7 separate regions of the Homo sapiens genome follow, and all the other regions are linked to region 3. The links are chromatin contacts, found by Hi-C or POLR2A ChIA-PET in ENCODE. All regions are on one chromosome and are shown on one strand. The core of a region is the stretch at or near the end of the contact, and the rest is flanking DNA. Distances in the headings are between cores, read along the strand shown.

Region 1 (3,925 bases), core at 894-3,393, 1.4 Mb after region 3:
GCCGAGGCGGGCGGATCACCTGAGGTTAGGAGTTCAAGACCAGCCTGGCCAACATAGTGAAACACTGTCTCTACAAAAATACAAAAATTAGGCGAGCATGATGACGGGTGCCTGTAATCCCAGCTACTTAGGAGGCTGAGGCAGGAAAATCGCTTTAACTCGGGAGGAAGAGGTTACAGTGAGCCGAGATTGAGTCACTGAACTCCAGCCTGGGGGACAGAGAGAGACTCTGTCTCAAAAAAAAGAAAAAAAAAAAAGGCCGGGCGCAGTGGCTCACGCCTGTAATTCCAGCACTTTGGGAGGCCGAGGTGGGCGGATCACAAGGTCAGGAGATCGAGACCATCCTGGCTAACACGGTGAAACCCCGTCTCTACTAAAAACACAAAAAATTAGCCAGGCATGGTGGCGTGCGCCTGTAGTCCCAGCTACTTGGGAGGCTGAGGCAGGAGAATGGCGTGAACCCGGGAGGCGGAGGTTGCAGTGAGCTGAGATCGCGCCACTGCACCCCAGCCTGGGCGACAGAGCGAGACTCCATCTCAAAAAAAAAAAAAAAGAACTTCAAGTCCTGGGATTAATAATTTTTCTTGTGTTTAATGGGGCTGCTTTATGTTCTTCAGGGGCAAACAGCACCCCCCTCCCATATTAGAAATGGACTCTCCCTGTGACTAAAACAGCTGAGCAATTTCTGTCCTCCTGGAATCCAAAATGGACTTTCCCAGGCCCCATTCCTGGAAACCCAAATGGACGCATCCATTGAGCCTGGAAGGTGGGCTCTTCTCAACCTCCTTTCCATCTCCCAGGATTCAGAATGGCCATTCCAAAGGTCCAGAACACACCCCCAAGGCTCATTCCAGGAATTCTTGGCTTCTGAGATTAGAAAAGGCTGATGGGGTGGAGTTTTGTTCCTACAGGTGACAGAAATGGACTCTTCCAGTTCCCTTTGTCCCAAATTTCTCAATCTCCTGGGGCGTTGGGAGTTCTGGCCGTTTTGCCTTCCCCAAAGCCAGTTTACCAAAGAGTCTCTGGGGAGCTGGGGGTTGGGGATGGAGGCTGGGGCTGGGCCAAAGCAGATTCACCTATTTCTTCTTTTAACAAATGTTGTTGAAACTGTTCAAGGCCAGGTCCCATTCTTGCCCAGAAGGAGTTCCCAGTCTGGAGGAGACAATCAATTTTGGTTTGATATCTGCTACAATGGAGGCTGCCCGAGAGACACTGCGGTTGGACAAAAAAAAAAAGGCAACATATATTGAAAAGTAAGCCAAGATACGGTTTACGTTTATTTCTGCTTTTTCACTTCCAAGCTGTGTGGCCCTGGGCAAGTCATTCGCCCTCTCGACCTAAGTTTTAACTTCTGCTTAATGGGACTAGCCTTGAATTACTGTTTTTCACTCTGAGATTCTAGGTCTCCTGACAACTCAAGTCCCGACACGTTGGCTGCAGAGAAGGGGGGAGGGGAGGAAGGCTTCCTAGAAGAGGATTTCAGCAGTCGGGGGTGACAGTGGAGGGAGAAAGGGAACACGGAGACGCTTGCGCAGTAAACACCGCACGCTCTCTTGCCTCGCCCAACCCCTTCTCTGCAGCAGGGAATTGCAGGCGTCGCTCCACCTATCCCAGCCGAGCGGAGTGACACCCTCCCCTCTTTCCTTCTCTACTGATCTTCGCCTTCCGCCCGCCCCACAGCCGCCCAATGGAGGGCTGAAGTAGGACAGATCTCGCCAATCCGCGACGCCTGCGGGGCAGGTCTACCCGTTCATTGGTCCCAGTCAACCTAAGTCCCGCCTCCTAGGACCGTTCCCCGCCTTCCTTCACGTCCCTCCCTTCCTCCTTGGAGAGCCGCTAGATCCAATCAGTGTTTGACCTGGCCGCGCGGAGGGGGCGGGCCCATGATACGCAATCGAACCCCGCCCGTCTCTCGGGCAACGCCTCCTCCCCCCCCTCCCCAGCTCCCAAACGGAAATAGCGGAACACTGGGCCAATCGTAGCGTCGTGCCTTTGCTTGGCGGCCAATGAGAGAGGAAGTGGGGGAGAAACCCGCCTGTGAGCGGCAGGAGCTCAAGCCAGTGGGCGGCTCAGAGCTCCGGACCGCGGGCGGAGGGGAGGGGCAGGGGGCGGTGCCACGGCCTGCCAGCCCGCCCGCCCGCCCGCCAGCCAGCCCTCCCCGCGGCCGGCTCGGCTCCTTGGCGCTGCCTGGGGTCCTTTCCGCCCGGTCCCCGCTTGCCAGCCCCCGCTGCTCTGTGCCCTGTCCGGCCAGGCCTGGAGCCGACACCACCGCCATCATGCCGGCCGTGTCCAAGGGCGATGGGATGCGGGGGCTCGCGGTGTTCATCTCCGACATCCGGAACTGTGAGCGCGCGGCCGGGGGACACTGGAGACGCGGGGGAGGGGGGAGCGTGAAATTGAGGGGTTTGGGGATCACAGAGGGACCCGGGGGATCAAAAGCCTCTGCGGCCGTATAGGGACAGCATAGATGGGCCCCAGGAAGAACTTTAGAGTGGGGGGCACGTAGGGGCTTGGGGTGTCATAGAGTGCCTCTTGAGGTGACGACACGGAGTAGCTAGAGGGGTCCGGGAGGGCTTGAAAGGGGAGGAAGCCAGTGAGGTCCCGGGGATGGGAGCATAGAGGTGTCCCCTGGGAAAGACTGAAAAGCTGGGGGATCTTACAAACGATGGGGTTAGAGGGATTCCCAATGTAGAGAAGAAGTGAAAGAAGTGTATGGCGGGGGTGCCCTGTGGAGCGATGGAATGGGAAGAGGCCAGAGGGGACCTGGAGGAAGTGGAATGCCGGAAGCCTAATGAAGCAGGGCTTGAGGACCTGGGATAGGGGGTGTCATACAGGGGAAAGGGGTTAGATAGGTCACCGAGGCTCCTGGCCAGTGGTATAGAGGAGGCCTGAGAGTGGTTGAAAGTCCATGAGTTTGGGGCAGGGAGATGATGGGACGGGGAGACTATAAGGACACCCTGGTGAAGGATAGAGGGGCTTCAGGGTGGGAGATTGCCTAGAAGACATGGAAGGCAGTGTGGAGGGGGCTAGAGGGGCAGCTGAGGGGAAAGGAGGGACCCAAGGAACACAGAGGAAAAGAGCTGTCGGTGTAAGGTCTTGGGAGAACCTGTGACAGGGAACGGGGGGCCAGGAAAGAAGAGGACATTAGAGTAGGGGATTGGGGAAAGGGTAGAAGAAGGAGCGCCCAGACCTCAAGGAAGGCGTTGGGTTCTGAAGTGCTTGAGGGGTAGATATCTGGAAAGCTGGGAATAGGGGAAGTCTAATCCCAGAGAGAGGTCAGGGGTCAGGCAGCAGGACAGGCAGGGATCTGAGCCCTTTTCTATTTGACCACAGTAATATGGGGACGGTGGTCCCTGCCAGGAAGAGTTGTCGTGACGATGGGAATCCTGGCGGCAAGTCAGCTCTCAACTCCTGGGAATGGCTGTGGGTGATTGGAGCTGCCAGGAGTCTTCAGAGGCTGCATCCGCATGGGCTCTGGGGTCAGCCAGACTTGGGTTTGCGTTTGAGCACTGCCACTCCCTGGCTGTGTGACCTTGAATGAGGGACTTCACCTCTCGGTTTCCTCATCTGTCAAGAGAGACTGCTGATAGTATCTTCCTGAGGGGCTTGTGACAATGCCCCTCAGGCCTTTCACTCGTTCCAGGCCCCAGATGGAACTTGGCTATTGTTTTTACTCCGTTGGCTCTGAACAGCAGCCCTGTAAAGTACCCAGTGATGGTTGTTGTTTTAGAATTTAACTGTTATGGAAGGATCTGGCATGTAATAGGTGCTCAGGGAACAGGAGGGTGGAAACAGTTGAGTATCAGTTGGAGGAGAAATGATCACTTGTTATGATAAGGGGCGGGGCTATGGGGGTTGTGGAGGAGCTGGGAGCCACTGTTAGCAGACGGGGGCTGCCTCTGTTACCCACCAGGGATGTGACCCT
Region 2 (3,804 bases), core at 71-2,570, 1.7 Mb before region 3:
TTGTTCCTCAAGATAGGGGGCAGAGTGGGAAAATGACCATAGTCAGAATCTATGGGAAGGACCCACCCAAAAGGAAAAGGCTTCTTGTGCCCAGGCTGCAGATCCAAACCCCAGGGAAGGACTCTCATTGGTTCAGTCTCCATTCTGTTCCAGGTGGAGCATAATGATTGGTCCAGCCTGACTCGTTTGCCCATCTCTTAACCATCAACATGGTGGGGAGGGGACACGCAGGAGACTGTCAGCTCCTATCCTAAACGGGGGAGGGGGCAGGGGTGATCATTTTCTGAGCTCCTATAAACAAAGTTTCAGTTCTTTTTCCTCCTATGGCTGGAACACTGGAATAAGGAAAGAGGTCGTCTGTCTGGAGAGGCTGGTTGGGGAGTATGGTCTCCCCAGCCCAGCCAAGCTCAGGTCCCTGCATACAGCAGGCGCCTAATTGATGCTTATAGCACGAATGACTGAATGAATACCCCGTTCCCACAGGCTGTCCTGGGATGGTCCTAATTTCACAGACCCTGAGCGGATCAAGAATGAAGCGGGCCCAGGGGTCCCGCCCACCGGCTGAGTGCGTCTTAGGACGCAGAGACAAGACCACGGAGGGCGGAACCTCTGAGCGTTAGGTGGCACCTTGGAGACCCCGCCACCTCCAAAGGCCCAGTTAGGGGCGGAGCTTCTAAACCCTAGCATTTTGGATTGAACCATCGTCCGTCGGTTAAAGGGGAGAGCCGAGAAAGCCCTTCTGCATTTGTCGCCAGCCTTTTTACCACCTCCTGGCCACAGAAACGACGTATTTGCTTCTCTAACGGCGACGCCGTTTCCCCCTTCGCCTCGTTACTCCTCAAAGCCCCACGCGGCCACAGAGTTCAGACTTACCCACCACCACCTTGCAGTGGCTCGCCCCAGTTTGACGCATTGCAGGGAAGGTCGGACCAATGGGCGCCAAGCTCTCATTTCCGCCATGGGCCAGGCCCAATAGTGACGCGGCTCACAGAGGGACGCGTCACGCACCGCCGAGCTGTGCCCCTCCGCCGAAGAAAGTGAAGTGGGCCCGGGAGGCGGGGCGCGCGGCGAGGGAAAGTAGTCCGGCGACGGGAGCGAGCGCGCGCGCGCCCGGCGGCAAACCCAATTCCTGTGCAGGGTGGGGACGAGAGATTCGCGGGCCCGTAGGTGTGGAGCGGGGCGCGGAGGGATCCGTGGGAGCCGCAGTGCGGCGGCGCGCGGGCCGGGTGGGGCGGGGCCGAGCGAGGCGGGGCGCGCGCGGCGGCCGTTGAGGGACCGTTGGGGCGGGAGGCGGCGGCGGCGGCGGCGCGCGCTGCGGGCAGTGAGTGTGGAGGCGCGGACGCGCGGCGGAGCTGGAACTGCTGCAGCTGCTGCCGCCGCCGGAGGAACCTTGATCCCCGTGCTCCGGACACCCCGGGCCTCGCCATGGTGAGTGAGGCTGGGGGGTCGCCGAGGCTGCGGGCTCTGAGGCGGGCTTAACGGGGCAGGACCCCTGAGGGGGCGACAGAGCCCAGAGTGGGGGGCGTCCGGGCCCGGCGAGAGCCTCGGGACCCTTTTCTACCCGCGTTGTCGGGGGCTGTTGAACCCAGAGCGGGACGTCTGGATCACCAGAGGTTTCCAGAAGCGACTTTAGCACCAAATGGGATGTTTAAGTCCACAAATGGGTATCTGAGCCCCTAAAGGGGACATTTGAACCCCGGATGGAGGATCGGGACCCTCAGTGGGACCCCTCAAAAGGATTTTGGACCCAGGATGGGGCGTTGGGTTTCAGGATGGAGGTGTTTGGACCCCAGGGGACGAAATAAGAAAGATGGGCTGGGGAGGGGAGCTATTCGGGCCCTGATGAAGGCGTTTGGTCCTGAGAGGATGCGGGGAACGGGGGACGAAGGGAGGCTGGGCTGCTCCTGGATGGGGTGGTGGAGGGTAGCTGGGCCCGGGCGGGGAGGGGCGACCCCTGGGCTCCTGTGGAGCAGAGGAGAGGGTCAAGGATGGGCGGTCACTTCTACAGATGAGACTCCCGAGGGTGGGGGAGGGTGGGGGAGGGTGGTCTCCAGAGCCCAGCACTGCAGAGGAGGAGGAGGGTGAGGTGCAAGCTTATGGGAGGAAGAGCCTGGGGTGGGTGGCAGCGGAGATTAGAAGATACTCTTGAAGGCTTCCGGGACGGAGAAGGATCAGGGTCGTGGAGGTGGTGAAAAGGGATGGTGAGAGTGGGGCTCGCCAGTAGTCGGGGGACAGGGACCCTTGGGGTTAATTTGGAAGTAGCTAGAAAAGGTTCCGAGGTTACTAGTGGGTTAAGACTGTTGCTCTAGAAAGACAGAATTTTTTTAACGGGGTGGGAGTGTTGTGTTTGGGTCCAAGAGAAGATGGATTTCCAAGGTGAGGGGTGGGGGAGGACTTGGGCTTGGGTGGTTGGGAGGTGAGGTGGAAGGAGAAAATGAATGGCAGTCAGGGGGGCCTAGGTTTGGGGGTGGATGTGGGTAGCACCCTGCCAGTCTCCAGGGACAGGCCAGGACAAAGACGGCTCAGTGTGGATGGGGAGTGGGCTGCAGGGCCCGGAGGAAGCTTTTCTACCGTCCTCCTTCCTCAGGAAGAACGCGGCTGGGTGGAAGACACCGGGGCAGTGGGAGCAGGTGGGCGGAGCTGTTCGGGCCCCTATTGCGCACTGAAGCCTCATGAAATGGGGATGGGAGATCAAAGTTTGGGGTGCCTCGAATGAGCCAGCTTTTTCAAGCCTAGAAGCCTCACTCTGTCGCTGCCCTTTTCAGGCCAAGAGCACTGCCTTTTCCCAGCAGGAGCGCCGGTTTTCTCATGATCCCCAGCCCCACGCACCATGCTGCACCTCGTCACTTGTGCCAAATGACAGTGCAGTACAGTGTGGCGTCAGTGACAATCAGATGCCTATTCCCGTGCCCTCGGGGTGGGGGCTGCAGAGCTTGATCAGAGAGTGCCTCTGGGGAGACCCCTTGATCGGCCTGAGGGCCACTTGTTCCATTCAGGGCCCTCGCTGAGCGTGTCTGTTAATTCACAGGGCTTTGAGAGAAAACCAGCAGACTAGTTCTTTCCTACTCCCTGCCACCCACAACACCCACAGCCCCACCAGGCTGAGCCTGGGAACCGTGTGCAGCCATCCTCCCTGGCAAGGCTGGGGAGAACAGGCAGCCGCTGCTGTGTATCAGATCTCATACTTGCTGACACAGACCTGATGGCTCCTCTTGCCGCTACCCCATTTTCCCCCAGCAGAACCTGGCTAAAAGGGGCCCTGAAGCACTAGCAGGCCCCCTACCTCCAGAATAGGACCCAAGCTTTGGCCACAACTAGTTTCTCTTTCTGTTTGTAATCAGCAAGGTAGAGGTGGGACAAGTCACTGGTAACTGGCCTTGGACTTTGGCCTGAGCTCTGTGGCTCCTCCTTGGCCCGGGTGAGGGGCCCTGGCCTTGGTTTCTGATCTCATCTAACACTGCTCTCTGGCATTGGCTGGGGGCTGGGGCAAGGCAGAGAAATCACACCCTCTTCCCTCCCCCACCTCATGGTTTTTTTTCTTGTCCAGCCCCTTGCTGGAGCCTAAGATGAGGGATAAGGAAGCAGGAGACCAGCTGAGTTATTTTGGAAACAGTTTTTGTTGAAAGTTTAGTCTTCAGGTCTAGAAAGGGAAGAAACCTTGAGCAAGGATCAATGATATCTTCTTAGGCGGTCGGTTTTCTGGGCGGCAACCTTGCTTGAGATCTGTACCTTTCCTTGACCAAGCAGGGAAGTGGGTCTCCAACATGGGAGGGAGAGCATCTGACAGGCCCTCCATGCAGAGCC
Region 3 (3,959 bases), core at 61-2,560:
TATCTGAGGCCAGGCTGTTTGGTCGCAGGAGAGGGGGAAACCCCGGCCTGCTGTAGTGGGGGTTGGGCAGGGTCGGGGGAGTCCTGGGCCCTACCTGCCGACGGGCCTGACCTGTTCTTGGTGCTCCAAGTTCAGTGTTGTGGTCTGGTTACTGGGGAGATAAGGGACCAATGAGGACTGAGGACAGCGGCCAGGGAGGGACTGAGGCCGCGGGAGAAACTATGGGAGGAGGGGCGGAGAAGGATGCGAGGCGTAGACCTGCAGGGTTCCCACGGACTGAGAACTGATGGGCAAGGCCAGGCGCGGTGGCTCACGCCTGCAATCCCAGCATTTTGGGAGGCCGAGGCGGGCGCATCACTTGAGGTCACGAGTTCGAGACCAACCTGGCCAACATGGTGAAACCCCGTCTCTACTAAAAGTACAAAAAATTAGCCGGACATGGCGGCTCGTGCCTGTAATCCCAGCTACTCAGGAGGCTGGGGCAGGAGAATCGCTTGAACCCGGGAGGCGGAGGTTGCAGTGAGCCGAGATCCCGCCACTGCACTCCAGCCTGGGCGACAGAGCGAGACTCCGTCTCAAAAAACAAACAAACAAACAAACAAAACTGATGGGCGGCGAGGTCCTGAAAGGGGCGGAGCCGGGAGGGCCTGTGGAGCGGTGCTGCGGAGCCCTGAGAGGTGCACGGCTGTGAGGCCTGAGAGGGGCGTGCCGTAGGGAGCTGTGATGGGCGGGGCTGAGACCTGTGAGGAGAGTGAGTGGGAAGAACTTCGAGGGGCGGGGCTTCGGGGCCGGCGAGGGGAGGGGCACGGACACCAGTACAGGACGGGGCTTCGCAGACAGCGAGCGGAGGGGCTTCCCCGTAAGGGGCGGGCTTCGAGGGTCGCGTTTGGAAGGCCTTACGAGGGGCCCGGTGGAAGGGCGGTGAAGGGCGGGCTAATCGGGAGGCGCTCAGGCCTTGAAGGCCTGCGGGAGGTCGAAATGGTCCTGGGGAGGTCGAGGCTGAGGTCTCACTAGTACCGCGGGCCTGGAAGCGGCGGGAGTTGAAAGAGCCTGCGGTGACCTGTATGGAAGCCCTCGAAGCCAGGCCGAGGTCCTACAAGACGGAGCCCGAGAGGTGCCGGTCTTAAGCTGACTGTGACCACGTTAAATTAAGGATTCATAGGAAGGAAGGCGGTGTCGAAGCCGGGAGTTGCGCGGAGAAGGAGCGCTCAACACAGCCTCAGCGGTTCACTACGCAAGCGCGACCAACGGCTTCCCGGGAAGCAGCCAAAAACGCTTGGCCGCCTACCACGTCCGCGCGCTGGAGGGCGGAAGTGGGTGAGACCTCGGGCACTCCATACCGCCCCCCGGTTTCTGGCCACGCCCCCTCTGGTTACACCCACTCGCTCTGTAAGGCACGCCCCCTCCGCGGCGGCGGCTGCTGCCCACGTGGGCCTCCCCGGGCGGGCGGGCAGTGGGCGCCTCTCCCTGCAGGCTGGGTGTGCCCGAAGCCTGCGGTTTCCTGTGGGAGGAAGCGGCCTGCGTACGCTCAGCTCAGCTCATAATCTCGGAGGCCCAGGATGGGGAGATCCCGCCGCCACCCTCAGATCCTTTGATTCTTCCCCTTCTACATAGCCATAGTGCGGGGACCCCCCTAATATCCCCAGGGTACCCAAGCCTGGCGCCGATCCCACTCAGGGAACTTGATTCTGAGTCCTAGACTCGTGTTTTTCACCTCCCCGGCTCAAGTTTCCATCTTCCTAGCCCCTGGCTCCCCCTAGTCCTCTCAAGAAAGTGGAGCCCTCTTTTCCTGCTCCCCAAGAGGAACGTATGTCTCCCCAGCCCCTAATTTTTCCTTCAGTGACCCAGACTTTGCAACTTCCTTAGGGATCTGAGTGCGGACCCCAGTTTCTGTCTCTCAGGCACTTAAGTTTGAGACTACTTATTCTCCCCCAGGGACCCTCATTTTGGATTCCCAACTTTAGCCTTGAGACCCAATGGACCCAAGAATTTGCCCCTTCCCCAACTCCTAGAGATCCTGAATCAGGGTCCCCCAGTACTGACTCCACTCAGAGCCCCAATGCCTGATATGACTAGCACTACCCTAAGAACTGCCCTATAATGTATTTACTATTATCTCTATTTTTCAGATGAAGAGACTGAGGCATAGAGAAGTTATTAGTAACTTGCCAAAAATTACACAGCCATTGAGTAAAACAGCTTGGATTTTGAGTCCAACCAGTGTGGCTCTAGAGTCTGTGCTATACTGGTATTCCAGCTTCCAGGTCTTGGGGTACCCAGCCAAGCACTGAACTGTCCATCCCTCACCCCCTCAGGGAGCCCGAATCACCAACAGCTATCCCAAACCCAGCTCTGGCCCATCAGATACCCAGACATCCCATCATCCAGTTCCCTTCCCTGGATCCAGGATTTGAATTCCCCTGCTCTCAATTTATCAGAGTTCTGGGCACCTGGTCCCCTCCCAAGAGACTCGTGTACATAGTAGTCATCACCCCGACCCTAATTTAATATCCCCAAAATTAATAATAATAGTTAACAGTAAACCTTTGGGGCCAGGCACAGTGTCTTACGCCTGTAATCCCATCATTTTGGGAGGCCAAGGCAGGCAGATCACTGGAGGTCAGGAGTTCGAGGCCAGCCTGGCCAACATGGAGAAACCCCCGTCTCTACTAAAAATACAAAAATTGGCTGGGCGTGGTGGCGGGCACCTGTAATCCCAGCTACTCAGGAGGCTGAGGCAGGAGAATCGCTTGAACCGGGAGGTGGAGGTTGCAGTGAGCTGAGATCATGCCACTGCACTCCAGCCTGGATGACAGAGCAAGACTCCATCTCAAAAAAAAAATAAAAATCTTTGGTACTACACTCTGTTAAAACCTAATGGCTTTCCACTGCACTTAGAATGAAATCCAAGCCCCTCCCCTAGTCTTCAAGGGCACCCTTTGATTTCCCTTCTCACCACTCCCTCTGTCTCCCTGTGCTCCAGCCACACTGGCCCTTCTGTCTGCTCCCTAAACAACCTGAGCTTGTTCTCAAAAGCTTTAAGAGCTTTTGCACTTCCTCTCCCCCCGACGCCCCCCCACCACTCCCCAACCCCAGCGTTCAAATGACTCCTGTCTTCAGCTCAAATGTTACCTCCTCCAAGAGGCCTTCCCTGATTTTCCTGTTTCAAGTAGTCTTCCCTGCACTCTGTCATTATCTCCATCACTCTGTTTGATTTATTATTGTATTTATTTTTCTTTTCTTCTTTTATTTTTTTTTTTCTTTAAGATGGAGTCTTGCTCTGTCACCCAGGATGGAGTGCAGTAGCGTGATTTCAGCTTACTGCAACCTCCGCCTCCCGGGTTCAAGCAATTCTCCTGTCTCAGCCTCCTGAGTAGCTGGGTTACAGGCGCCCACTACCATGCCTGGCTAATTTTTGTATTTTTAGTAGAGACAGGGTTTCACCATGTTGGCCAGGCTGGTCTTGAACTCTCGACCTCAGGTGATCCTCCAGCCTTGGCCTCCCAAAGTGCTGAGATTACAGGCATGAGCCACCACGTCCAGCCTATTGTATTTATTTTTCAAGTCACTTATCCTTATCTGAGATTTATCTTCATCATTGATGTTTTCTCTTGTCTGTCTTCCTCTACTAGAATACAAGCTCCATAATACCAGCAGGGCTCATGTCTGTTTTCATTATTAACTCCCAGATCAGAGTACATGTTCAATAAATGTTTGATGAAGGAAGGAACAGGTTAGGTGTGTGAGTGTGCCAGTATTACCTTATTCATTCAGCATAAGTATCAGAATTATTATTATCAGTATTAGTATTTTGTCAGCATTATTATACTCTCAACATAGACTAAGATACTGGAGCCCAGGTGGGTGAAATAATTGGCTCAAGGTCACTGAACCAGGAAATGATGGCGCTGGGATTCTTAGCTTCCGCTTCCTCCCCGCTTCCAGAGTTTCACAAGGTT
Region 4 (3,492 bases), core at 1-2,500, 1.6 Mb after region 3:
CCCACACCCCAAGATGTGAGGAACCTGAGCATGAACGCGGTAGCCATGGGGTGAGCGCCTGGGGCCACGCTCAGCTGCCCCGAGACCTCCCAACCTCGCCCGGGGTCCAGGGAGGACCCACTGGTCTAGGAAGAAAACAGGAAATCCCGCCCAGACGGAGGCCAGGACCGGAAGTCCCGCCTTTGGACGGGTGAGGGGCGCCCCGAGGCCCCCCAAACCATCCCCCGACCCCGTGGACGTGGTCCACGGCCCAGGTAGAGATCCCAGGCGCTCTGGAACCGCAAGGTGAGACTGTCTACGATTTGCCTCAGGTCTGACAGGACGATTCCCACGGGCGACCCCCTTCCAGCGCTCAGCAAAGGATCGCTGGCAGACCTCTGCCCTCTGATCTGTGCAGGCCATACCCCTCCCGTGAGCCGCTCGCCCTCCCAGCGCCCCGCTGCCTCAGGACGGCCAAATCCTCCCCACACCGCGGTTAACAACGCCGCCTCCACTCACGTGCCCGTAGCCAGCATGGCCGGCCCGGCGCCGTCACCGCCCTCAAAAGACATGGCGGCGCCTTGCGTCACGTCCGCGCAGTTGCCCCGCCTCCTCTCCGCACACTCCGCCTCCCTTATCGGGGCCGCCCGAGATCAAGATGGCGGCCACAGGGGCTTCATCCGAACCAGTTGACAAGGGTGACGACAGCTTGCCCCTAAGAAAAATGGCCCCGCCTAGAGCATTTCCATTTGCCCCCAACAATAATGGCCGTCCTCATATGCTCAATCATGACCACAGTAAACGAAGGCAAGCGACCTGACGTCCCTGACCCACAATAAACTTCTTCGACAAAAGTAGAGGAAATCGGTGCTCGTTAACAACATGGCAGCCAACCGGGCTTAATCAGCCCATAGTGTATATTGGCTCTCCCTCCCTCCAACCTGCTCCCATTCGGCACGAAGGCTGGCAAAGATCCAACACGGCAGCATTTCTTGCTTCGGTTTGCCAGGCTTCAAAATGGCGGCTCAGCCCGCTTTCTCGCGACGGTGACTCAGAAATTCGTCCGGGGCCGCTTCGTTTCTGGGGGCACTGACGGCTTCATCCCGTTATCCTGAGTCCCTCAGTGCCTCTTGTGGTGTACAGCTCCTCTCACCTCCTCTTCTCTTATCCGTTCGGCTCTTCCAGCTGTCGCGCCCCGCAGAGAGATGGGACAGCCCCGTATTAACATGGCCTTAGCTGACCGGCTTAGGCCATGCCCTCGAGCAAAATGGTACCTCCTTGGCTTCAATTCCAGTATACAATATGGAGAAGGAAGTGGGCGTTTCAAGGCGTGCTTGCCCCAGGTGGTGCAGCTCTCAGACCCTCCCACTTGTTTACTTCGTGGCGAGAGGGCGAACACTGCGCCTGCGCACTCTCCGTAGCCGGATCCACCTTCAGCGTCTGCGCCACGTGACTCCGATCCACCCTCGAGGTTCCAGTGGAATAACCCCCTTCTGAAAAATGGTTTCACCCGCTCCTTCTCTAGAACGGGTCGGGCCGCTACCACTGTCCGGCCCGGAGGGGAACTGTTTTCTCCGGAAGTGACAACACGCTGACTAGGAAAAGGAGGAGGCGGGGCAGTGGGGCCTTCGGCGGCGACTATGGAAGGAGCCGGCTACAGGGTAAGCACTGAGGACGCATTCCCTCGCTTCAGTGTATGCGAAACGCCCCGTCTAGTGATCAGCTCTTCTCTCAGGCCTTGGCTCTCGAGAATCCGGCACGGCCTTGGCAAACACCGATCTCTTATAAACGCGCCGTCACCCTCCCGTCCACCGCCCCAGGGAAGAACCTCCCATGGCCCCGCCCCCCCGGCTCAGGCGACTCCTTGAGCCCTGCCCCCTGTGGAACGCACGTCAGCATCCGAACGCGGGCTGGACCATTCTCCCCGCCTTGGTCCCGGGGCAATGGCCCTCCCGGCCCCGCCCCCTGAGGGTGGCTCCTCCCTGGGCCCGTCCCTATTGGCTCCCCAGGCTGGTCCCCTCGCTTGGGCCCCAGCCCTCGCTGGTTCCCCCCAACTCAGGTGGTGTTTGAGAAGGGCGGAGTGTACCTGCACACCAGCGCTAAGAAGTATCAGGACCGAGACTCTCTCATCGCTGGTGTCATCCGTGTCGTGGAAAAGGTGCGCTGGGAGGGAGCAGGGCTCGGACCCGCTCCGAGCGGGATGCAGGCGGTCTGGGATGCAGGCGGCAGCTGTAGGAGTTTGGTCTGGCGGTCAGCAGTGGGACCTGAAGAAGGCTGGGTGTGGGAACTGGAATGAGGGGCGGGACTTTGAAAGGCTGAGGGTAGAAACTGGGAAAGTTTGGAAATTTGCAACGGAAAGTTTTGGGAATGTGGTTTGGGGAGCGCCTCTAACCCCGCCTCCCTCCTTACCCTAGGACAATGACGTCCTCCTGCACTGGGCTCCTGTAGAGGAGGCTGGAGATTCCACCCAAATCCTCTTCTCCAAGAAGGTAGGCTCCACCCGCTTTGCCCTTCTCCACTCGCTTTTTTTCTAGGTCCGTGCTGTTGTAAGTCATTTGAGGGACCTGCGTACAATCCCAGACCTACTCGTGGGGCATGTGTGACCCTGTTTAGGCTTGGGTACTCTGCCTCTCCTTTTGCTCCTCTCTGTGAAATGGGCAGAGGATGCCCATTCAAGGAAAAAGAGCAGGGAGCATAAGACGCACGGTCGTGGGGACGGCTGACCCCTCTCTCCCTTTGCTTCTTGGGAGATCCCTGCCAGGGTGCAAGATGTGGATTCGAGTTGCTTGAAGGGAAATGGCATTTCCTCTGGTGCCAGAGGACAGGGCCTGACAGCCTACTCACCCACTTCGTCACTGCTCCCGGCTTTCCCTTCGTTATGTCTCCTGGGACTTCCCATGGCTGGACCCCGTCCTGGGCAATTCTGAGACCCAGAGATAAGTCAGATCCAGACCCACCTAAGCCCTGACCCTTACTCACTTTTTGAGAAACTGATAGATGAGGTCGAAAACGCTAGGAAGTGTTGGAACTTTTTGCACCCAGACAGTCTGATTCCAGATCCCCAACGCTTCCTGGGAGAGCAGACATTTGAGCTGGGACTCCCAGGATATGAAAGGACAAGAAGGTATTTCAGGGACAGCAGAACAACCTTCAAGGCACACGGAGAAGTTGGATGCCTCTGTAGGGGGGTTCTTTAGTGGGGAATGAGACCTCCATTGGAGCTGATGAGTTCCACCCAGGGGCCGGAAGTCAGTCGGCACCCACAGAGCTAGTGACGAGACACTGGAAGGCTGAGCTGACCACCTGCGCTGCCCCAGGGCAGGAGGATGAAGATGAAGATGAAGATGACTCTCCACCTTGCTCCACAGCCAAACACAGCCAAGGCACCAGGAAGTTGCGTTACATCACTTCCGCTTTCCAGGTTGGCCTGCATCTGGTTGGTAGAATTTGTCCTGTGTCCTGGATTCCAGCTGCAAAGAAACCTGGGAAATGTAGTGTGTTTTTTTTGTTGTT
Region 5 (3,930 bases), core at 1,431-3,930, 1.5 Mb after region 3:
AAACTGGGGGCTGAGTCTTCCTAGGTTTTTATAAGCTTTTTCATTAAATAATTTACAGTTGCTTTACTTGTACCTAACTTGGCAGCATTTTTTTTTTTTTAAGAGATGGAGTCTTGCTTTGTTGCTCAGGCTGGAGTTGCAGTGGTGAGATCTCAGCTCACTGCAACCTCCACCCCCTGGGTTCAATCGATTCTCCTGCCTTAGCCTCCAGAGTAGCTGGGACTACAGGCATACACCACCATGCCCGGTTAACTTTTGTATTTTTAGTGGAGACGGTGTTTCACCATGTTGGCCAGACTGGTCTTGAACTCCTGACCTGAAGTGATCTGCCCACCTCGGCTTCCCAAAGTGCAGAATTACAGGTGTGAGCCACCACGCCTGGCATGTTTTTCTTTTAACAACTCCCTTTTAGTCTTTCCAAAGCAAGCAATCTGGTTTGTGTATAAACAACTGTCTTGCATTAATTTCATTAGTTTGATAGTAAATTAAACAAGAACTTCTGGCATAAACAGGTTTGGATCAAACAGCTACCTTTCAGGAAGTAAACAGCTTGAGAGATGGAAGTGGAATTGCTTAGTCATAATAGTAGCCTGCTAGCCCCAGCAGTGGGCTTCACAGATGAAAAGGAAAGTGTCTTTCAAGTTGGTGGACCGAGTTAAGTGAGATGGTTTCAGAGAGTTTTGTTGCAGTATTACTGATAGAATTTCAGCCTACATTTTCATTTCACTTTCTGACATGAGTTCCCATTTTGCTCACTCTGGAGTACACCCTGGTATACCGCTCTCCATGCTTATACAATTCAGGGCATTCAAACTCACGTGTGTCCTGATGGGTTCTGAGGGATGGGAAGGCATTAACAGGTAGAGAACAGGAAGGATGGGAGAGAGATTTTTTGGGGGGCGGCAGCAGGGGCCACAGTACCAAGTTTGGATTTAATTCTAAAGGCACTGGGAAGCCATTGGATGGTTTTGATTATTGTAGTGACAGAGAAGGCAGCAAGAGTTAGGAGACGTCACCCAGGCAAGAGATCTTGATGGTTTGGACCAACAAGAATGGGGAGAAGTGAGGATTCCGGGAGATTAAAGCAGCTCCTGTTTTTTCTCCTTCCTGCTGCCAGGTTGTCCTCACATGGGTGATTGACAGGGCATTGGAGGTACCTGTTGATAACTAACTTGCAGTTTGTGTTCAGGGAGCACTGACTCCGTTTGGCCACAATGCAGGTTGGATTTGGGGTTTAAGGCTGGGCTCCAGTCAGCCCTCGGGAGCCCCTGGGCAGGAAAACATGGACAGGCCTACGGGTTCTTCTGCCATTTCACTGGCCACTCCTCCGTGTCCTTTGCTGGTTGCTTCTCATTGTCGTGACTGCTAAAGGGATGAGTGTCCCAGTCTCTTTGTGAGCTCATCCAGTCTCCATTCAAACACTGATGACTCCCGAATTTCTCTCTCCAGGCTATGACATCAATATCTATCTACATTGTTTAGTCAACATCCGAAACAGAAGTAGGGACTCCGTCTCTAACCTCCTACAGCTGTGTCTATTTCTCCTCTCTACCTTCACTCGACTCCGCCCACACTGGCTCCCTTTTATTCCTTCTACTTTCAGGATTTGTCTTTGCTGTTCTGTCCTCTTTGCACACTTTTCCAGCCATCTGGAATGGCAGGTTGCTCACAGGTCGTTTTCTTGACTTCCCTTGCTTGCTAACTTTACCTCGCTATGGTCATATCCCATCGCCCTGTGGATGTGCGCTAGTTAACACTTAGCACAGCCTGTGATTATGTCTCTCCCCAGTGGACCGTGGGGCCTGTGAGGGACGTGGTCTGATTCGGTCGTCGCCGAGCACAGAACTGGACAGGGTACTCATAACAGATTTTTGTTGTTGTTTTTAAAGAAAAGCTAACATTTGAGTAGTGACTGCGCCAAGCAGTCAAGCACAGCCCCTCGGGCTCGATCCCCATAACCACTCTAGGGTTAGGTATTACCCACGTTTAAGGAACAAAAATCGAGGGAAAAATCTTATACAACTACTAGTAAGTAGTCATTCCATTTTAGCAGAGCGAATGAGCGAATCCACGGAAGGCCGGGGAGCGACGTGAGTGGCGAGAAGCTTGGAGTCGCCAGGGACGGCGGGCGGAGCCTGGGCGCCGGGGCTAATGGGCGGAGCCTCCAGGGACAGCTGGCCCCGCCCAGGCCGCGCGGGGCCCGCTGGGAGTTGGAGTCCCTTGCCCACCTCGCCACGTCACCGACTGCAAACCTTCAGCTGTCTCAGGCTCGGGTGCAATCCGTACCCTCAGTGGGTTCCCTTTCAGTGGGTTCCTTTGTCCCCAGGCCCATTATTCCGTCCTCCCCTCTTCCCTGATGTATTTTGGCGCGGTCTCCTGGCTCTGCGGGCCCAGGGCTCCGGATGAGGTCTCCCGCCGTCCCGACCCCCGCAAGGGGCCAGCTTGGTGTCGCCTTCGTTCTTCTGCCACCCCATTCGGTAGGGGCTCCCGTTCCCGCCACGCCCCCTGAAGTTGTGGCTCGCGCGTCTTCCCAGGACTCCCCCGCGCCGGAGAGGCCCGCAGGACCGCCGAGCCCACACTCCGCTCCCGCCCGGGCCCCGCTCCCCCGCGCCGCCTTGGTACGCTCCGGCCACGCCCCCTCGGACGCGCTTGGTACGCGCCGGGCTCCCCCGCTCGCCTCAGTGGTTCGGCCGCGGCGACCCCACTCCGGCGGCGCGTCCCCCGAGCTTGGTACGGCTCAGCCCGTCTCCCCCGAAGCCGCGCGCCCGCGCCCGCGCCCCTCAGTCGGTGGAGCCCGCAGCCCCCCTTGTGGCCCGCGGCAGCTCCCCGCCCGCTCGGCCCGCGCCCGCCATGGTCCGTCCGCGCCGTGCCCCGTACCGCTCCGGCGCCGGGGGCCCCCTCGGGGGTCGCGGCCGCCCTCCGCGGCCCCTCGTGGTGCGCGCCGTCCGCTCGCGCTCCTGGCCTGCCAGCCCCCGAGGCCCGCAGCCTCCGCGGATCCGGGCCCGCTCGGCCCCTCCCATGGTGAGCCCCCCGCCCTTTTTCCAGAGCCTTCCACGGCCCCGCCCCCCCAGCCCCTATCCCGGGCTCACGCCTTTGTCCGCAGCCCCCGCCGCTCCGGGGTGTCCCCTGTGGCCCGAAGGGTGGTCCCGCCCGGGGCCGGGTTCCCCCGTGGAGCACCCGGTGGTTCGCGCCGCGCTCTCCCCTTTGTTGCGCGTTCGGGCCGGGGTGGGGGGTTGGGGGACGGGGGCGGGGCGGGCTCATATTACTGCTGACTCCGCGGCCCGATTTAAACGCGGGCTGGGGGCGGCAGACAGGCAGCCGGCACGCTCGCTTGTTTTTCCTATTGGAGAGTTGCTCGCTCTCCGGGCAGGAAACCTGGAAATGGGGGCGGTTTTGGGGGACAGCGGCGAGGGAGGGGCCCGCGCTTTGTACCAGCGCCCCCAGATGTCGCACCCGTGGGCGTTCTCCCCTGGCGGCCGCTCCGTGCCCGTGGAGTGCGCACCTAGAATACGCGCCCGCGCCCACATGTGGGATGCTTTGATGGACTGCCGTGAGCCCAGACCTTAAACGTAAACATTCAGCTTCGCAGGTACTTTGGGCTGCACACGCTTCTCCGGACCCAAAAGATGCACATGCTTTTCAGAAACCGTAAGGTTTACCTGGGGCTGTAAAACCGCACATCGCGACTTTGCACCGTGCACACGCTTGCCCCGATGTGAGATTTCCCCTGGGTTCGCGCTCGGGTCCGCTTCTTAAATACACTGCCTCAGCGGTGTGGATGGCACAGAGCTGTGGCAGCCCTACTGAAACCTTAAACAGGCTTCCTGGGGTCATAAACATGGATACCGAGACTTAGATCACCTCCCACAACTTAAACGTACCCCTTCACTCCACTGCCTTCGCCCCTTCCTGCAGCATTCGCATCTAGTT
Region 6 (3,983 bases), core at 1-2,500, 1.2 Mb after region 3:
CCGGCGCTGGGCAATGTCAGAGCCTGGATTTGAGTCAGAACCAGCCCAGGTGCCCCAGGTCTCCTTGGCTATGGACGAGAAGACAAGGGATTCAGCGAGCCTGGGTGCAGGATGCCATAGGCTACTATGGAGATAAAACAGAGGCAGTGTGAGGGGCAACTCACCCAGGCAGGGAGAGCAGAGAGGCTTTCCAGAGCCAAATGGCATTGCGATGGTGACAAGCCAGATTTGGAGGGGGTGGGGAGGGCATCCTGGGCAAGGGACCCAGCTGAAGCAAAGGCCGACAGTCCAGAAAGTGAGAAGTTCCTCTGAGGAACGCTCAGTGGATTGGTGCAGCCAGGCAACTAGAAGCCATTCCTTGATCCACTCTTAGAGCCCCTGGGGAAGACCACCTCCATCTGTTTTACAGATGGATAAACTGAGGCCCAGATAAGGCCAAGGGTTTCTCCAGGTCACAGTGAAGTCGACCAGACACAGGAATCCAAATCTCTAAGCCTAGAATGGGCAAGGCTCCGGGGCTCACGCCGGTAATCCCAGCACTTTGGGAGGCCGAAACGGGAGGATCGCTTGAGCCCAGGAGTTCGAGATCAGCCTGGCCAACATGTCAGACTCCCCCCGTTCCCGGGCCACAACAAAATATATATATATATATATATTAGCCAGGCATGGTGGCGCGCCCCTGTAGTCCAAGTTACTCGAGAGGCTGAGGCAGGAGGATCCCTTGAGCCCAGGAAGTGGAGGCTGCGGTGAGCCATGATCGCCCCACAGCACTCTGGTGTGGACAACACAGCGAGACCCTGTCTCACAAAATAAAGTAAGCCCGGACTGAGTGCGGAAAGGCGGGCCTGGCGGGTCTGGTCTCCCCATGCGGGCCACCAGAGGCCCTGCAGCCTTCAGTCGCTTGAAGGGGTAATGGCGCTTCCACTCACAAACATGGCGGACAGAGCGTGTGAACGAGATGAACAGCCCCTCAAAAATATGGCCGCCGAGGCTGGACGGCCGTGCCCCAGCAGCACCGCCTCCGCGCCCCACGTGATCTCTCGCCGGGCACAGCGCTGACCGCGGAGGTCCAACCGGAAGAATGTCCGGATTGGACATTCGGAAGAGGGCCCGCCTTCCCTGGGGAATCTCTGCGCACGCGCAGAACGCTTCGACCAATGAAAACACAGGAAGCCGTCCGCGCAACCGCGTTGCGTCACTTCTGCCGCCCCTGTTTCAAGGGATAAGAAACCCTGCGACAAAACCTCCTCCTTTTCCAAGCGGCTGCCGAAGATGGCGGAGGTGCAGGTATGGGCTCCGCGCGGGCCGGGGCGGCAAGGGGCCGGGTGGGATCCAGGCCGGAATGGGGTCGCACCCTCTCTGTCTTGCATGTTTTGCGGAGCTTAACATCCATAATGAAGCAAAATGGAAGTCTTTTGGGATAAGGGGAATCTGTAGGAAATGCCGCGGCTCTCTTTAGGCCTAGGGTTGGCTACAATGTGGCATTTCCTTCTCGAGGCGAGGGTGATAGAGCTTCCAGCACAGGACAGGTATTTTGCAACTAGATTTTGCTTACCTTGAACTCGGGTAGTGGGTGGGGGCCCTGGGGTAGAGTCTTGGCCGAATTGGACCCTTGTGTGTCCTCAGCGATGAGGAACACGCGGAAGTGTGGCCGGGCGGTCTCGGGGCAATGAGAAACTGAGTTTTGGCCAAAATGGAAGGTATTTTTATCCCGCTCAGTGCGCGGGCTACTTTGATTTCACGTGGAGGTGTTAATCGGGGTCCCCTGCAGCTCCGGTTCTTTTAATTCTCAATGCCTTTCTGCGGGGGGTCGAGAGCTGTTGGCTGCGGGGCACTCTGGAATGAACTCGTTTTCCGTCGTTTTGGGGATTGGCGATTGTCCTGAGGCGTGTTACTGGAAGTCGAGAGCTGTGATGAATGGTTCCACAAGGATGGGACATCTTTTGGGCCTGACACCTGGGGGCCCTTTCCCTGGCTCCTGGTGTAGCTACTTAAGTATAAAGGAGGGATTGGCCCTGGAAAGGTTTCTTTGTGAGTAGTCTGTTGTTGGGGCGGGTGACATTTCAGAGCCAGGCCGATCTAGGCAAGTTGTGTTCACCAAGCATGTGTCTTTGTGCCTAGCACAGTTCGCAATGTTTTGCGTAGTTCAGTTAACCATATTCCTGAGGCAGTTACTGGTATCCTTGTTTTACAGAGGAGGAAATTAAATTGGAATTGGTGATTTTGGGCCAAGGTCACGACTTCAGGAAGTCTGTCTGGATTTTAGAGTCTTTGTACCAACGCTTACAAAGCATGTGTAACAACCAGTGTGTGCTTCATGCTTTTGCATTAAAACAATGAGGATTTCTACTTTTAGTGTTTTTTCTGAGACGGAGTCTCGCTGTGACACCCAGGCTGGAGTGCAATGGTGCGATCTTGGCTCATTGCAACCTCTGCTTCCCAAGTTCAAGTGATTCTCCTGCCTCAGCTTCCCGAGTACCTGGGACTGCAGGTGCCTGCCACGACGCTTGGCTAATTTTTGTGTTTTTAGTAGAGACAGGGTTTCACCATATTGGCCAGGATGGTCTCGAACTCCTGACCTCAACTGATCTGCCCACCTAGGCCTCTCAAAGTGCTGGGATTACAGGCGTGAGCCCCTGTGCCCGGCCAGGATTTCTACTCCGGAGGAAGCTGAGGTTCGGTGCCTGAGCAGTTTACCGGGGAAAGCAGAGTGCTCTATAGCAGAGCTAGCATGGGCTTTTGACTACTCTGCCTAATCTCATCCCACCTGAAATTCGGTTTTCTTCCAAATTAAATTTGTGGTAGAAACATCCTATACATTAGAAGAGAATTAGATTGTGTTAACATCCTACAATTGATTGGCCACAGTGGCTCAAGCCTGTAATCCGAGCATTTTGGAAGGCCGAGGCACACGGTTCACTTGAAGCGAGGAGTACAAGAGCAGCCTAGGCAACATGGCAAAACCCTGACTCAACAAAAAAAAAAGTACAAAAATTAGCTGCGTGTGGTGGTGCGCGCCTGTAGTCCCAGCTACTCATGAGGCTGAGGTGGGAGGATAGCTTGATCCTGGGAGGTCACAGGATCACAGGACAGCCTGTGCAACAGCGAGACCCTGTCTCAAAACCAAATCCTACAGTTTATTAGTTACAAGGTCTTGTAACTGGGTAGTCAGTGGGCAGAGCCTTGCTGGTCTTCGTTCAAATCCAATTGCTTTGCAAAATACAATCTGAGCATAAAATACTCATAGAAGAACTCAGATATGAGGGGAGTTTGGGCCTCTTAAACTGCTCACTCACTGATCCTGAGGCAGCCTTGCTTTCTCAGTCCCTGTTCCTCATCTGTAGAACGGGGCTCCGTGCATAGTTCCCAGCTCTGATGGCTGGGTGCAAGGCACGCTGTTGGCACGGTAGGACAAAAGAAGGGAATGCTTGCTTGTGAGGACAATCAAAGGCTGTCCTTGTCTCTGAGTCCTTTTGCCCTTGTCTCCCACAGGTCCTGGTGCTTGATGGTCGAGGCCATCTCCTGGGCCGCCTGGCGGCCATCGTGGCTAAACAGGTACTGCTGGGTAAGTCGCTGCTCGTGGCCCCTCTGTCATGGGCCCCCGCTGGAGGTCAGTGATGAGCAACATTCACCATCTTTCGTTTGAGTCTCACGGCCATGAGATCAACCCCATGCACCGCTCTGAGACCTGCCAGCCACTCTTCCCCAGGGTTGGGGACTCCAGGCTCAAGAAGTAATTATGTATTAGGCTAGTTTTTCATTTAAACAGGAACTTAGCTCTGGCAAGTACTGCGCTGTGTCTGGAGGGTGACTGCATAGGCAGTGGTGGGACCCTCAGGCGGCTCGGCCCTGCTAAGCCTTTCCCTCCCTCTAGGCCGGAAGGTGGTGGTCGTACGCTGTGAAGGCATCAACATTTCTGGCAATTTCTACAGAAACAAGTGTAAGTTAGGACCTGGGAGGAGCACTGGAGAGGGTCTCCCTGT
Region 7 (4,038 bases), core at 878-3,377, 1.5 Mb before region 3:
TTTCTTTTTTGTTTTCAGACAGTCTCACTCTGTTGCCTAGGCTGGAGTGCAGTGGCACTGTCTCGGTTCACTGCAACCTCTACCTCCAGGTTCAAGCGATTCTCCTGCCTCAGCCTCCTAAGTACCTGGGATTACAGGCGCATGCCACCATGCCCGGCTAATTTTTGTATTTTTAGTAGAGACAGGGTTTCACCATGTTGGTCAGGCTGGTCTCGAACTCCTGACCTTGTGATCTGCCTGCCTCAGCCTCCCAAAGTGCTGGGGTTACAGGCGCGAGTCACTGTGCCCAGCCTTTTTTTTTTTTTTTTTTTTGAGACAGAGTCTCACTCTGTCGCCTAGGCCAGTGGCACAATCTCGGCTCACTGCAGCCTCTGCCTCCCGGGTTCAAGCGATTCTCCTGCCTCAGCCTCCCAAGTAGCTGGGATTACAGGCATCCACCACCACACCTGGCTTATTTTTGTATTTTTAGTAGAGACGGGGTCTCACCACGTTGGCCAGGCTGGTCTCGAACTCCTGACCTTATGTGATCCGCCTGCCTCAGCCTCCCAAAGTGCTGGGATTACAGGCATGAGTCACCGCCCCAGCCTGAGAGTCTTTCCTAAGCCTCATTCTCCACACACTCTATCCTCCCTCCCCCAACCAACCAAACTGGACCGGAACAGGATGTTACACTCTCCTTCCAAGAACTCCTGCTGAGCCAGGGAAAACCACTTCCTAGCAGGGCAGGGGTCCCAGGCAGGAAGGGACGTTGGGGGGCCTACACCAGGCAGCCACAGCCTGGGAGCAGAGCCGGAGACATATTCACACAGTTAGGAGAACTAGAAGCAAACCCACAGAGTTGACAAAAAGCTCTGCCTCTTACTCCCAAATTCCCTTGTATACCTCTCCCTGTTTTCTTCCCATTTGGAATCTCAAGTCCCCTCCGTCCTGAATCTCTGCATCCTCACGCCTCTGCTGTCCCCTCTAGATGCCCCCCAACCTTCCCTGTCTCCAATCCCCCTCCTCTGGAGTTGTTCCCTTTTGACCTCCACTTTCTCAGTCTCAGTTCCCCTCCTTGGGGCCTCAATGGGCTTTTTACTGGTGACATCCCTTGTCCCACTCCCAAGCTTCCTCCCTTCTTCAAAAGGTCACATTTTGCCTCCAAGGACCCTGTTCCTGGAGGAGACTCCGCCCCCGCTCTGACACTCTTTCTCATTCGTTTTCTTTCCCAACTTCCAGCCCAAAGAACCCTTTCCTAGATCCAAAGCCCCAACCTGGGGGATAGGGGCACTCCTAAATCCAATGTTGAGTCTTTGCCCCAACAAAGATTCCTCCCCAGGTCTCACACTTTCAAGCCTACTCCCCACCCCACAAGATCTCTCCTCTTGGAAAGACCTATTCAGTTGCTCCCCATTCTTTCCGAGTGTCCATCTTACCTCCAGGTCCTCTCTCCTTTTACAGCGCTTTCCCAGACCCTTAAGTTTCATTCCCTACAGTTGCCTCCTTTTGGTTTCCTGTGCCAGGTCTCTTCTTGAGATCATCCCTCTCTCACAGGCAGTCTCCTGCCCCTGTCTCAACATCCCCTCTCCACCTGCAATCAGATCCTTGTCTCTAGAGACTCCTCCCATCAAGAAAACCTCCCTCCCCTTTTCCAAGGTCTCGCGTTCTCGTCCCAGCGCTCCCGCCACACTTCCAGAGCGCCTTCCTCTTTCGGACGCCCTCTCCCCACCTCCAATGCCTTCTCGCTACCCACAAGACTGTGTCTCACGAGTTTCCTCTCGTTTCAAAGCTTCCAACCATCTACAACGTTTCCCACCTGCACAGCCCTTTCCCCTTGGAACACCACCCCCAATGCCCGTCGCCGCGAGACCCCTGGTAACCCCCGCGCGCAGAATCACCGCCCTGTGCCCTCCTTCCCGGCCCTGGATCGGTCCCAATCCCCAGAGCCCGCGCCTGACCCAGACCATCCGCGGCAGAGAAGGGACTTGTCAGCGCCCGATCCAGCCTCGGCTATTTACGCGTGGGCCCCCCCTCCGCCAGTCCCCGGCGTAGCGCTCCCCCGTTACCATGGCGACCCCCGTCCAGACCCCAGCGGCCCCGGTCCCGCGGCGACTGGGCAGCTCCGGCTCAGGGTGCAGTTGTAGGGCCCAGAGCTAGAGCGGACTTCCGGTAGAAAAACCCGCCTGCCTTCTCGCGCACAGACCCCTGGGAGTTGTAGTTTCACCAAAGGGGCCAGCCTGGGTGAAGATGGGTGAAGAGTCAGAGCCAGTCCTTTTCCTACCAAACGAGTCAGATCCCAAGTGCATGCTGGGATTTGTGGACAAACATCTTTACAGAGGACTACAATTCCCGAGATGCTGAAGAACCAGCGGTGAAGGCGTTGCATTCAGGGAAATGTAGTTCTCTTAGGTCCCCTCCCCCCACCCAGGGGAGAAGGGCATGCTGGGAATAGTAGTTTTAAATTTTAAAAAACTGTCCTGGGGAGATAGAAAATGTCTTTCCATTCCTCATCCAGTGATTTCTTTAATTTTTTTAAAAATAGAGACAGGGGTCTAGATATATTGCCTAGGTTGATCTCGAACTCAGCTTCAAGCGACCCTCAGCCTTCCAAATCACCAGGATTACAGGCATGAGCCACCACAACACCAAGCCAGTGTTTTGCTTAAAATACGTTGCGTGTGTCTCTCGGGAGACAACAGTTTAAAAGCATAAATTTGAACCGGCCCGGCGCGGTGGCTTACTCCTGTAATCCCAGCACTTTGGGAGTCCGAGGCAGGCAGATCACTTGGTTAGGAGTTCGAGACCAGCCTAGCCAGCATGGCGAAACCCCATCTCTACTAAAAATACAAAAAATTAGCCAGGCATGGTGGTGCGCACCTGTAGTCCCAGCTACTCGGGAGGCTGAGGCAGGAGAATCACTTGAAGCCCGGAGGCAGAGGTTGCAGTGAGCCCAGATCTCGCCACTGCACTCCAGCCTGGGCAATAGAGAGAGACTCCAAAAAAAAAAAAAAATCTCTAGTTTGGCGGGGGCATGATGGCCCATGCTTGTAATCCCAGCACTTTGAGAAGCTGAGGTGGGTGGATCACCTAAGGTCAGGACTTCGAGACCAGCATGGCCAACACGGTGAAACCATTTCTACTAAAAATATAAAAATTAGCTGGGTGTGATGGCAGGTGCCTGTAATCCCAGCAACTCGGGAAGCTGAGGCAGGAGAATTGCTTGAACCTGGGAGGCAGAGGTTGCAGTGAGCCGAGATCACACCATTGCACCCTAGCTGGAATGACAAGAGCGAAACTCTGTCAAAAAAAAAAAAAACCCTCCAGGTCAGCAGTTAGTTTAGTGTTTTTTTGGTGTGTCTTTGTTTTTGCTTTTTTCTGAAAGAGGGTCTCCCTTGGTCACCCAGGCTGTAGCGCAGTGGCATGATCTCAGCTCACTGAAGCCTCAACCTGCTGGGCTCAAGTGATCCTCCCACTTCAGCCTCCCGAGTAGCTGAGACTACATACACATGCCGTCACACCTGGCTAATTTTTTGTACTTTTTGTAGAGACAGGGTCTTGCTATGTTGCCTAGGCTGCTCTTGAACTCCTGAGCTCAAGCGATCCTCCCTCCTCCACCTCCCAAAGTATTGAGATTACAGGCGTGATTTTTTAAATGGCCTTTATTACATTTTAAAAATTATTTTATTTGCCCTATGAGTATGTGTGTATGTTTGTCTAGATCTCTCATTAGGTAGTGAGTTGTTGAGGGCAGGGACCCTGTCTGATAACTGTATCTTCATTACCTAGAACATGACAGATGGTAAGCAGTCAATAAAGTTATTACTATTAGTACTGAGGGGAGATTGGCCCTAATAAGAACAAAGCATGCCAGGCATGGTGGCTCACTCCAGTAATCTCAGCACTTTGGAATGCCAAGGCAGGCAGATCACCTGAGGTCAGGAGTTCGAGACCAGCCTGCCCAACGTGGCGAAACAGCACCTCTAATAAAAATACAAAAATTGGCCGGGCTTGGTAGCACTTGCCTGTAATACCAGCTACTTGGGAGGCTGAGGCAGGAGA

Evidence for each region. Hi-C counts contacts between places; a loop is a spot of excess contacts on that map. ChIA-PET counts read pairs that join two places held with the same protein, here RNA polymerase II (POLR2A). Pooled maps may share reads with other maps.
Region 1: a loop to region 3 is called in a pooled map, with 9 times the contacts of the local background. The contact joins the promoter of AP2A1 here to the promoter of ODAD1 in region 3. A Hi-C loop is called at or near these places in 1 of 168 maps with a recorded cell type or tissue (naive thymus-derived CD4-positive, alpha-beta T cell), 1 of 37 single-sample maps with no recorded cell type and 8 of 50 pooled maps.
Region 2: a pooled map shows a loop between it and region 3 (7-fold over the local background). The contact joins the promoter of CALM3 here to the promoter of ODAD1 in region 3. A Hi-C loop is called at or near these places in 1 of 168 maps with a recorded cell type or tissue (B cell), 1 of 37 single-sample maps with no recorded cell type and 9 of 50 pooled maps.
Region 4: a pooled map shows a loop between it and region 3 (14-fold over the local background). The contact joins the promoter of AKT1S1 here to the promoter of ODAD1 in region 3. A Hi-C loop is called at or near these places in 3 of 168 maps with a recorded cell type or tissue (CD4-positive, alpha-beta memory T cell, CD8-positive, alpha-beta T cell and naive thymus-derived CD4-positive, alpha-beta T cell), 2 of 37 single-sample maps with no recorded cell type and 15 of 50 pooled maps.
Region 5: a pooled map shows a loop between it and region 3 (12-fold over the local background). The contact joins the promoter of PTOV1 here to the promoter of ODAD1 in region 3. A Hi-C loop is called at or near these places in 3 of 168 maps with a recorded cell type or tissue (CD4-positive, alpha-beta memory T cell, CD8-positive, alpha-beta T cell and naive thymus-derived CD4-positive, alpha-beta T cell), 1 of 37 single-sample maps with no recorded cell type and 6 of 50 pooled maps. POLR2A ChIA-PET finds 5 or more read pairs at or near these places in 1 of 52 experiments (activated CD4-positive, alpha-beta T cell).
Region 6: a loop to region 3 is called in a pooled map, with 7 times the contacts of the local background. The contact joins the promoter of RPL13A here to the promoter of ODAD1 in region 3. A Hi-C loop is called at or near these places in 6 of 50 pooled maps. POLR2A ChIA-PET finds 5 or more read pairs at or near these places in 2 of 52 experiments (H1 and activated B cell).
Region 7: a pooled map shows a loop between it and region 3 (5-fold over the local background). The contact joins the promoter of AP2S1 here to the promoter of ODAD1 in region 3. A Hi-C loop is called at or near these places in 2 of 37 single-sample maps with no recorded cell type and 10 of 50 pooled maps.

Annotation. Positions count from the first base shown.
Region 1 is chr19:49,764,858-49,768,782 of GRCh38, forward strand. AP2A1 (adaptor related protein complex 2 subunit alpha 1) reads left to right here and starts at 2,144. Exons shown (of 23, transcript NM_130787.3): 1 at 2,144-2,343. The coding sequence starts at 2,277. RefSeq lists enhancers at 809-1,786, 1,840-2,608 and a silencer at 1,699-2,278.
Region 2 is chr19:46,600,010-46,603,813 of GRCh38, forward strand. CALM3 (calmodulin 3) reads left to right here and starts at 1,321. Exons shown (of 6, transcript NM_005184.4): 1 at 1,321-1,428. The coding sequence starts at 1,426. It also overlaps the pseudogene PPP5D1P. RefSeq lists enhancers at 586-1,085, 2,814-2,883 and a silencer at 1,216-1,355.
Region 3 is chr19:48,320,661-48,324,619 of GRCh38, forward strand. ODAD1 (outer dynein arm docking complex subunit 1) reads right to left here and starts at 1,311. Exons shown (of 16, transcript NM_001364171.2): 1 at 1,018-1,311; 2 at 112-151. It overlaps LOC124904735 (a long non-coding RNA gene), which reads left to right and starts at 808. Exons shown (of 2, transcript XR_007067284.1): 1 at 808-1,317; 2 at 2,130-2,862. RefSeq lists silencers at 696-815, 1,286-1,575, 3,907-3,959 and enhancers at 926-1,165, 1,172-1,466, 1,686-1,745, 1,756-1,815.
Region 4 is chr19:49,876,105-49,879,596 of GRCh38, forward strand. It overlaps AKT1S1 (AKT1 substrate 1), which reads right to left and starts at 1,251. Exons shown (of 5, transcript NM_001098633.4): 1 at 1,133-1,251. TBC1D17 (TBC1 domain family member 17) reads left to right here and starts at 1,598. Exons shown (of 17, transcript NM_024682.3): 1 at 1,598-1,640; 2 at 2,039-2,137; 3 at 2,394-2,468. The coding sequence starts at 1,620. RefSeq lists enhancers at 1-831, 415-1,054, 1,235-1,574, 1,792-2,751 and a silencer at 1,795-2,084.
Region 5 is chr19:49,848,479-49,852,408 of GRCh38, forward strand. It overlaps PTOV1 (PTOV1 extended AT-hook containing adaptor protein), which reads left to right and starts at 2,681. Exons shown (of 12, transcript NM_001394010.1): 1 at 2,681-3,021. The coding sequence starts at 2,851. PTOV1-AS1 (PTOV1 antisense RNA 1) reads right to left here and starts at 3,198. Exons shown (of 4, transcript NR_040037.1): 1 at 3,090-3,198. RefSeq lists enhancers at 499-578, 2,380-2,489 and silencers at 2,070-2,149, 2,590-2,879.
Region 6 is chr19:49,486,358-49,490,340 of GRCh38, forward strand. RPL13A (ribosomal protein L13a) reads left to right here and starts at 1,251. Exons shown (of 8, transcript NM_012423.4): 1 at 1,251-1,287; 2 at 3,493-3,565; 3 at 3,875-3,940. The coding sequence starts at 1,273. It overlaps SNORD32A (small nucleolar RNA, C/D box 32A), which reads left to right and starts at 3,609; the gene lies at 3,609-3,690. RefSeq lists enhancers at 639-1,138, 1,199-1,318, 1,227-1,831.
Region 7 is chr19:46,848,719-46,852,756 of GRCh38, forward strand. It overlaps AP2S1 (adaptor related protein complex 2 subunit sigma 1), which reads right to left and starts at 2,128. Exons shown (of 5, transcript NM_004069.6): 1 at 2,046-2,128. The coding sequence starts at 2,048. RefSeq lists an enhancer at 2,143-2,452.